Linked DNA regions of Homo sapiens: regions 2 and 3 are each linked to region 1. Evidence: chromatin contacts called from ENCODE Hi-C or POLR2A ChIA-PET data. All regions are on one chromosome and are shown on one strand. Each heading gives the region's core, a stretch centred on a gene start or an enhancer-like site at or near the end of the contact. The rest is flanking DNA. Distances are from core to core; before and after follow the strand shown.

Region 1 (3,399 bases), core at 720-3,219:
GCTGCCCACATTACATTAACACTTTAGAGCTCTTAGGTCGGGCGCGGTGGCTCACGCCTGTAATCCCAGCACTTTGGGGGGTCGAGGCGGGCGGATCACCTGAGGTCAGGAGTTAAGAGACCAGCCTGGCCAACAAGGTGAAACCCCCGTCTCTACTAAAAATACAAAAATTAGCTGGGCGTGGTCGCCGGCGCCTGTAACCCCAGCTACTCCGGAGGCTGAGGCAGGAGAACCGCTTGAACCCAGGAGGCGGAGGTTGCAGTGAGCAGAGATCGTGCCACTGCACTCCAGCCCGAGTGACAGAGCAAGATTCCATCTCAAAAAAAAAAAAACAAAAAAAAAAACTATATATAGAGCTCTTAGTTTTCTACGAAATCTTTACTACCTGGTTTCCACTGCTATCTAAGTTAGCTTAGGCCCGGCTCGGTGGCTCACACCTGTAATCCCCGCACTTTGGAGGCCAAGGTGGTTGGATCGCTTAAGTCCAGAATTAGGAGACCAGCCGGTGTAACATGGTGAAACCCCGGTTCTAAAAAAAATACAAAAATTAGCCAGGCATGGTGCCGCACGTCTGTGGTCCCAGCTGCTGGGGAGGCTGAGGTGGGAGGAGCACTTGAGCCCGGGAGGCGGAAGTTGCAGTGAGCCCAGATTGCACCGTCTAGCCTGGGGACAGAGCAAGACCTTGGCTCAGAAAAATTAAATACATGTTAGATTTAATTTTTTCCAACCTCTCACTTGGCTAATAATTTTTCAAAGCAGTACTGTACTTATAAATATTACAGAACCTAAATCTCCAACCCTAACTATGCAACAATATTAGTTATAAATTACAATTTTAACTTACATGTAAGTTTAATATGGTCTCTCTTATGAAAAAAAGGCTGGGAGAGGTTAGAGATGACTTATTCACTCTCATTTCCTCGTAAATACCACCCTTTATTCTCATTTAAAGTCTTAAACCCTGGCCGAGTAGCTCCAGCCTAGAAAGAAGAAAACACAGAAGTAGGCAAAAGACTTAAAGTTACTAAGTACGTTTTATAATTTGGTTACTAGCCTTCATACTCATTTTGCCAACCAATCAACATAAAACCTACTCAATCGAGCACAACTACTGCTTCGACAGGCAGCTTACTGGAATGGAAACTCTCGACTCTGATATTTCCTCTTACTAAAAAAAGTATTAACCGGGCACATGGCTATACACAGGATTTCTAGAAACAGAACTTAACATGCAGTCCTGTATTAAATGAACTAACAACCTAGAAAAGAAATTAAGGAGGCACAAACACCAAACTAAACACACAGTTTTGAGCAATTGTATAGAGAGGGAAATAGGATTCCGTGATTTTATAAAAGGAAATTAAAACAGTCAGGCTCAAAACGTCACAGCAGACTTCTAAGGCTTGTTTAACTGTCAGTTATGATCCCCGCAGCAGCTGAAGCCACCTTCTAAAACTCACCAAGACAAATGAAATTATTTTAATGAACTTAATGAACATGCGTCCCCGACATGGCCAACGAGCCAGGCTTCCGTGGGACTGAACGGCAATCCGATTCACGGTGGGTTTCCTCACTGAGGATTACAGGAAAACCGCTTCAGAACACCCGGAAAGGAAAGTTGCCCGAAGAACCCTTCTCCGACACAAGGCGGGCTGGCTCGCCACCAAGTCAGCCCCTTCGCGCTTGCCTGAAAGGAAGGAGTGGCGACCTCACCCTAGTCGGCCGGCCGGCCGCGCGGCTTCCCCTCGCCGGCGCAGCCTTGGGCACCGCGGCTCACACCCCCACACAGGCCGCCCAGTCCTGCGCTCGCACGGCCACCGCCTTCGTCGCCGTCCAGTGGGAGATGCGAGCATTCGGGGCTGAAGCCGTTCGCACCGCCTCCTCCATGGAGAAGCGCCGAGGAAAACCTGCCAAGGACAACCTCCGGCACCGCCGTCACCACCGCTGCCGGGACCTAGGGCCGGCGCCGGAAAACCTAGGCGCGGCTAAATGACGCAAGAGGCCTCGCGCGCACGCGCAGTGCCGCACCACGTACACCCCGCCCCCGGGGCTCTCTCCCGCCGGGTTCCGGTTCCTTTACAAGGCCCCAGTCGGCTGAGCGCGGAGGGCGGGGCGCGTAGAGTGTGGGGACGGGGGCGGGGCGCAGGATCCAGGCGGGACCTGGCGAGGGACGAAGCTGGAAGCGTAGTTAAGCAGTACAGTATGCTGCCAGGTGGCGTTGGCCGATCAGTTCAAAATCAAACTCCGGCGTGGCCCTTATTTAAAACGAGGATTCCGGGCCCGGCGCTGTGGCTCACGCCTGTAATCCCAGCACTTTGGGAGACCAAGGCGGGCGGATCCCGAGGTCAGCAGATCGAGACCATCCTGGCTAACACGGTGAAACCCCGCCCCTACTAAAAATACAAAAAATTAGCCGGGCGTGGTGGCGGGTGCTTGTAGTCCCAGCTACTCGGGACACTGAGGCAGGAGAAGGGCGCGAACCCGGGAGGCGGAGCTTGCAGTGATCGGAGATCCCGCCACTGCACTCCAGCCTGGGCGACAGAGCGAGACTCCGTCTCAAAAAAAAATAGAATAAATGAGGGTTCCGGCCGGGCGCGGTGGCTCACACCTGTAATCACAGCACTTTGGGAGGCCGAGGCGGGCAGATCACGAGGTCAGGAGTTCGAGACCAACGTGACCAACATGGGGAAACCGCATCTCTACTAAAAATACAAAAATTAGCTGGACGTGTTGGTGCGCGCCAGTAATCTCAGCTACTCCAGAGGCTGAGGCAGGGGAATCGCTTGAACTCGGGAGGCGGAGGTTGCAGTGAGCCGAGATCAGCCACTGCACTCCACCTGGGCGACAGAGCGAGACTCCTTCTCAAAAATAAATAAATAAATAAAATAAAATGAGGGTTCCCAGGGGCAGTCACAGTGTGAAGCTGCATTTAATTGGTGTCCCCGGGCGATGCCAAAGGGGAACAGAGCTCCCAAGAGGGCAAGAAGCGGGGGAAAGGGTGGGTCCAAAGCTGGGGGCGGGACGGGGCGGGGCCGAAATAGCTGTGGTAGTTCGACGACCGCTGGGCCCTTCCTTACTGACCCGGTCGCGGAATAGATGTGAGGTTGACGTTTGGTGAAAGCCCGCCTCGAGACACTGAGAGCAGATTGATTGAATGATTGATTTTGAGACAGAGTCTCGCTCTGTCGCCAGACTGGAGTGCAGTGGCACGATCTCGGCTCACTGCAAACTCCGCCTCCCCGGTTCAAGCGATTCTCCTGCCTCAGCCTCCCGAATAGCTGGGACTGTAGGCGCGCGCCGCCACGCCCGGCTAATTTTTTTTTTTTTTTAAGACGGAGTCTTTCTTGTCACCCAGGCTGGAGCGCAGTGACACGATCTCGGCTCACTGCAACCTCTGCC
Region 2 (2,947 bases), core at 417-2,916, 110 kb before region 1:
TCTCTCTTGCCCTTTGGTGCCCGCCGTGAGATGGCGGTGAGATGGGCGGCGCAGGCATTGCAATGCAGCCTTAGGCCGCTGCTGACCTTGACCAGCCTGGCCATACCGCTGCAGTCCCATGCTGGCGACCCAGCCGGCTACTGTGTGGCTCACAGGCGGGTCGCACATACAGCTTGGACACGCTGGACAAGGGGATGGTTTGTGTCCTGGGTGGGAGGAGCAGGACGGTCTGAGAGTTTATCATCCTACTCAGAACAGCGCACAGTTTAAAACTTACGGAGTGTTTGTGAATGGAGTTTTCCGTTTAATATTTTTGGAGTGCAGTTGACCTCTGGTCATTGAAATCGTGGAAAGTGAAACTGAGATTCGGGGGTGGCTATGGCATTTCTTCTTCCAGCTCTGTCAGCTTTTGCCTAGTGTAACGTGAAGGAAGCTTTTTGGCCGGGTGCATTCACATTGAGGGTTGTTCTGGCTCCTTGGGGAGCTGACCCCTTCCTTCTCTCTCTCTGATGAGTTCCTTGCTCGGAGGCTGGCTGGGTCTGGTGCTGACAAAGCCACCCCAGCTTCCTTTTGGCCAGCGCTTGCCTGGTTCACCTTTTTCCCCTTTTGCTTTCGACTTACCTACCTGTATCAGTATATTTGAAGTAAGTTTCTTGTAGATGGCATATGGTTGGGTTAGGATTTTATTTATCTGTTCTGACAACCTCTTCTAATTGGTGTTTTTAGATTATTATGATAGTGTAATTATCAATGTGTTTCGATTCAGGTCTACCATTTTATTATCTGACTTCTGTTAGATCACTATCTTTATCATTGCTCTATTTCCTTTTAGGTTTTTAAAAACATAGTATTCTGTTTTAATTTATTCTAAATTATATGTTATCTATTTTGCTTTGGATAGCTTTTTTAAAAAGTATGTTAATTTTTCTTTTTTTAAAAGAGGCAGGATTTCACTGTGTTGCCCAGACAGGCCTTGAACTCCTGGACTCAAGTGATCCTCCCTTCTCAGCCTCCCAAGTAGCTGGGACTGCAGCGCCTGGCTGTACAGCTTTCTTCGGTGGTTGCTCTAAGGATTTCGAAGTCCATGCTTATTAACATTTCATATTCTGCTGAGGATCTGAAAAGTCTGCTTTTTACTACTTCTAGTGGGACATAGAAATCTTACCCCATCCAGGTTTCCCCTCCCCCTTTTAGATTACAGTTGTCTTGTTTATATGATTTATACAATTATATACCTAGAAATATTTTATAATTTACTTGTTATGTATTTGTGTAATTTACATTTATGTACACTGAAAGGCCCATTAGACAGTACTTTGATTTTTGCTTTTAACCGCCAAGCACTTTGGAAGAGCTGTGGGGTCGTTGTGTGTCCTGCGCCCTCGCCGCTTAGCCTGCCTACTGCCTCTGCTTTGTGGTTCGTAGCCCATGCCTCCTTCCACCTCCCTTCCTGTCAGCCTGTACCGCTGGCCAGCATGCTCTTTGTTTTCCTCCTCTGCCCACGTCCTGGCTTCACCTTCCTTCCTGGAAGACACGTTCCCATCTTGAGGGAGGATCCCAAGTTGGCACCTCCCCGCTTTAGGCTTAGGCGCATTGTGCCCGCCTTCCGGCCCGCCTGGTCCCCGCTTTAGGCTTAGGCACATTGTGCCCGCCCTCCGGCCTGCCTGGTCCCCGGGGGGAATCCGCGGCCCTCCCACTGTTGCTCTGTGCTCTGCTGAGCGTCATTTCTCCTGCTGTTTTCAAGATCTGTTTTCCTTTATCTTTAGTGTTCAGCAGTTTGACCGTGATGTGTCTGGGTGTGGATTTCTTGTTTGTCTTGTTTGGGATCCATAGAGCTTCTTGAATCTGTAGACAAAAGACTTTCTCCAAATTTAGGGTGTTTTCTGTCATTTTTTTCAGCTGTTTTTCATCACTGCTTGGTTTCCCCTTTTCCTTTTGCACTCTCATGGCACAGATGTTAGACCTTCTCTCTTGTCCTGAAGATCCCCAAAATTTTTTCAATCTTTTTTTCTCTCTGGTATTCAGATTAGAAAACTTAACATTGCTCTATCTTCAAGTTCACTGAATCTTTCCTGAGGTTTTTTTTTTTTTTTACATTTCAGTAGTGTGTCTTTTAGTTTTGAAATTTCCATTTGGTTCTTCTTTATATCTTGTTTTGTTTGCCTTTTGCTGATTTCCATTTTTTCATTCAGTTTGGGAGTGTTACAATCGTTAGAGCATTTCATAGCACAGTAGTTGCTTTAAAGTCGGGTGGATAATTGCAGCACCTGTGTTATTTTGGCATCTGTTGATTCTCTTTTCCTGTAGGAGCCCATACGTTCCTCGTTCTTTGTGTGCTGAGTAATCTGGGCTGTAAGTGGATGGTTGGATGTTATGATATGAGATCTGGGTCTTGTTAAAATCCTAGGAGGATGTTGATATTTTTATTTTAGAAAGCAAACACCCTGAGGAGACTTGGGCTGTGGTTCTGACTTGCCTTCAGTGGGTGGCAGCTCCATGTCAATTCTGGCTTCACAGCCTCCTGCACTGCCACTTGGACCTGCCCCCTGTGTGCCGCTGGTGGCTGTCTGGCTGTGGTCTCAGGGTTTGGGGTGTGAAGAGGATCAGATCCACACCCCTGCAGCTTGAGGATGGGCTTGAAGCTCATGAGCAATTTTGTCGGCTGGCTCTTCTGAGCTGCTTCCTCTCCACACTGCCACTGGGGCTTCCTGGGTCCCTGGAGAGCTTCCCTTCTCCACCCTCAGCCAGTGCAGTGGGACTGACTACCCGTTCCACTGTGCACCTCCATGCCTGCGCCAGTGCTGGAGGAGGGATTTGGGGCTCCTTCTGTTCAGTGTCTCCTCCAGGCCACCTGCTGCTCTTTCCTTCATAGAATGTGGCTCAGCTGCCCCTGGTCCCATCCCAGGGCAGAGCTCCTCCTGAGTACCCTTGAGACTGGAGCAGATTC
Region 3 (3,383 bases), core at 558-3,057, 120 kb after region 1:
CCTTCAAGCTGTTTTCTCTATCCTTCTGTCTACAGAAGTTCAACATCGTTGCAAAGATTAAAAGAGATATGATTGTGTGCCCACAATTACAAAAATACAGACTTTAATCTGGGAAGTGGGGAAAGAGCTAAGCATCATGTGGAGAAAGACACAAAACAACACAAAACGATCCCCTACAAAAACAAGCAAAATAATTTTGTAGTCCAAACCGGAAGACTGCCCTAGAAATGAAACTTTTAAATGTTGAATTTCTTTTTTTTTTTGGAGTTGCATACATTTTTTTAATCCAAAGAAGTCAGCCTCCTAAGTATTGCTTAAACAGGTTTATCAGAATTAAGTAGGCACGACACTCATACTTTCAGAAAAGCATTTCCAGCCAGGGGAGTAACGTGGCACTCACCAGCATGATATCTGTTTTGCCAACTTGCTGAGGAACGAGTAACCTGAAATGAAGAAGCGAGAATCCCATCCTCAGCCCCCCAACAGCTTCCTCAGCTTCTTTTTCTTCTGAGTCACTCTGAAACAGTCGCTGCATCTAAGACCAGCCTCGGGCTAAACCCAGCTGGCCTGAAGGCTCAACTCACATCAAACAGAGCTGGGAGTTACTTTTGCGTGTGTCCGCAGTTTGAAGTGTCCTCTCCGAAGGTGAAGTGGGGGAAGCAGGTGCGCTCTGGGATGAAGTGCAGGGAGGCAAACTCTGGCTGGGTTCCTGTAAACATCCATGGCAGTTGCAAATAATCAGAAGACAAGGCCAGGCCATCGGTGTGACGCTGCAGGCAGATGAGGTCTTGGGACGCCCCTTGCGTTCCCCCTTCTGTGGGAGCAGGTGCCTTCCCAACCTCAGCACTCAGTCCCAATCTCTCTTCCACTCTCCTGGGTCCAAACAGGAACCTCTCTGTTGGCACGAAGCTTTTGAGGGGAGCAGGCAGGCCTCGGAGGCAGGGGAGGGTCTCCTCCTGGGGAACCATCCCCGTCCAGATGGTGCCCCCAACCAGCTGTGGCGCCATGATCTGGGCGGCTGGTCCAGGGCGTGGGTTGCGGATCGTGGAGGGAAGAGGGGAACGGCAGTCGAGACCCTACTCCAAGTACCCATCAAAGACGTCGAGCTCCGAGTCAGCATCGTAAAGGCCCGAGCCGGGGTCGGAGAGCACGCCGAGGTCCACGAGCGCCTGGTCCATGTCCTCGAACAGGAAGACGAGGCCCACGTTGAGGACGATGTACTCCATGAGGAAGGCGTAGTACAGGATCAGCACATTGACGAAGAACAGGCCCACGTAGAACATAGAGGGCAGCAGCGGCGGCGGCACGTAGGGGACCAGGGGGCCCAGTGCGTCCAGGTGGGCCGCGACCCGGGCGCCGAGCATGCAGCCGGTGGCAAGGGCGGCGGCGGCCCGGCGATCCCGGCGAACTCAGCCGCTGTGGCGCCCGGGCGGCCGGCGAGGGCACAGCGCAGCCATCCAGGGGTACCCTGGAGCCCGACAGAAGCAGGGCCGGGCTCCAGATGTCTCCTGGCAAATGCGCCCCGACCCCCGAAATGCGCCGGGCGGGTCACCGCACCCCGAGATGTGCCCCCAAGGCTCTTTCGACCGCCGTGAAGTGGCGGGCCCCCTTGAAGTGGCCGGCGGCTGCCCGGCTCCCTCGAGGCGCCTCCCTGGCGCTCGCAGGGGCCTCGCAGAGCCGGCGGGGATCCCACCGCGGCTCAGTGTCTAGGGCCGGTCCCGGCAGCCCTCTCTCCCGCCCGGCTCCGCAGGTCCTAGCGTCCCCCTCCCCCCCGCGCCCCTGCAGGCCCAGCACCCATGGCTGCGGCCGCGGCGTCGTCCTCCGGGTCGCGCTCAGAGCCACTGCTTTATGTTCAAAACTGAAACGCATAGATCATACACATTGCGTTGATACCCTCTGACAAGCTCGTTTGCATACATGTTTATATTCCTTGGCTTTGGATTCAGAATGATAAACTGCACCTATAGTAGAAAATAAAATCCAGTTGTTAATTGTTAAAGTATCAAGAGACCTTGCTTATGTTATATAAATACTCCAATAAACTGATGCTGTCCTAGTAAAAAACAAAACTATTGCCCTAACTGTATGGAGTTTTATGACTTCTTTCTCCAATGTAAGCCTTTTTAATACCATGCCTTATCTCCGTTTTCAAAAGCTCTTTTCCTGCCAAAAGCCCTAAAAATAGCTCATGTCCCCAGAGGCTTCACCAAGGTCACCTCCCCTCTTCTTTTCAAGAAGCTTTTTTCCAAATCAGGAGTTCTTTTGATCTGGAGCTGACAACCCAGAAGGTGTCAGGGACAGGGTCCCTCCAGGTTCCTCTCTGCTGAAAGCCCCTGCCATTTGGGAAGTTACTGTTTCAAATCCAGAATTCATAAGAATAATTCAGAAAGCTGGATTGCTTCTGAACAACATTGGAAGTTGAGGCATCTTACATCTCACATGTCCACAACCACCACCAATTGCACCATTCCTAAGCAAACACTTCACGTCCTCTCAATAAAGTTGCTAGATTAGTCTCATTTCTTAAAAAGCTGTTTTTTGACAAAATGGGAGAAAATTTTCGCAACCTACTCATCTCACAAAGGGCTAATATCCAGAATCTACAATGAACTCCAACAAATTTACAAGAAAAATACAAGCAACCCCATCAAAAAGTGGGCAAAGGATATGAACAGACACTTCTCAAAAGAAGACATTTATGCAGCCAAAAAGCACATGAAAAAATGCTCATCACTGGCCATCAGAGAAATGCAAATCAAAACCACAATGAGATACCATCTCACACCAGTTAGAATGGCGATCATTAAAAAGTCAGGAAACAACAGGTGCTGGAGAGGATGTGGAGAAAGAGGAACACTTTTACACTGTTGGTGGGACTGTAAACTAGTTCAACCATTGTGGAAGTCAGTGTGTCTAAATCCTCAGGGATCTAGAACTAGAAATACCATTTGACCCAGCCATCCCATTACTGGGTATATACCCAAAGGACTATAAATCATGCTGCTATAAAGACACATGCACACATATGTTTATTGTAGCACTATTCACAATAGCAAAGACTTGGAACCAACTCAAATGTCTAACAATGATAGACTGGATTAAGAAAATGTGGCACATATACACCAGGGAATACTATGCAGCCATAAAAAATGATGAGTTCATGTCCTTTGTAGGGACATGGATGAAACTGGAAACCATCATTCTCAGCAAACTATCACAAGGACAAAAAAACAAACACCGCATGTTCTCACTCATAGGTGGGAATTGAAGAATGAGAACACATGGACACAGGAAGGGGAACATCACACACCGGGGCCTGTTGTGGGGTGGGGGGGAGGGGGAGGGATAGCATTAGGAGATATACCTAATGCTAAATGACTAGT

Evidence for each region. A loop is a pair of places that touch in the nucleus more often than their neighbours do. ChIA-PET counts read pairs that join two places held with the same protein, here RNA polymerase II (POLR2A). Pooled maps may share reads with other maps.
Region 2: a loop to region 1 is called in a map of heart right ventricle, with 2.4 times the contacts of the local background. The contact joins the enhancer-like site here to the promoter of NIPA2 in region 1. A Hi-C loop is called at or near these places in 7 of 168 maps with a recorded cell type or tissue (CD4-positive, alpha-beta T cell, ascending aorta, chondrocyte and 4 more) and 7 of 50 pooled maps. POLR2A ChIA-PET finds 5 or more read pairs at or near these places in 4 of 52 experiments (OCI-LY7, WTC11, activated B cell and 1 more).
Region 3: a pooled map shows a loop between it and region 1 (3-fold over the local background). The contact joins the enhancer-like site here to the promoter of NIPA2 in region 1. A Hi-C loop is called at or near these places in 1 of 37 single-sample maps with no recorded cell type and 1 of 50 pooled maps. POLR2A ChIA-PET finds 5 or more read pairs at or near these places in 1 of 52 experiments (BJ).

Annotation. Positions count from the first base shown.
Region 1 is chr15:22,837,236-22,840,634 of GRCh38, reverse strand. NIPA2 (NIPA magnesium transporter 2) reads right to left here and starts at 1,969. Exons shown (of 8, transcript NM_030922.7): 1 at 1,714-1,969; 2 at 845-980. RefSeq lists an enhancer at 1,843-2,072.
Region 2 is chr15:22,947,955-22,950,901 of GRCh38, reverse strand. All of the region lies in intron 1 of CYFIP1 (cytoplasmic FMR1 interacting protein 1), which reads left to right. Among named protein-coding and RNA genes, the nearest start is that of CYFIP1, 31 kb to the left of the region's middle. Within about 2 kb of position 1,666, at least 20 of the 41 ENCODE cell types and tissues checked have a DNase peak (open chromatin) inside an H3K27ac peak, as active enhancers do; they include ascending aorta, heart right ventricle and sigmoid colon, where a contact is called at or near this core.
Region 3 is chr15:22,712,920-22,716,302 of GRCh38, reverse strand. It overlaps the pseudogene LOC100133165. Among named protein-coding and RNA genes, the nearest start is that of NIPA1, 72 kb to the left of the region's middle. Within about 2 kb of position 1,807, at least 2 of the 41 ENCODE cell types and tissues checked have a DNase peak (open chromatin) inside an H3K27ac peak, as active enhancers do.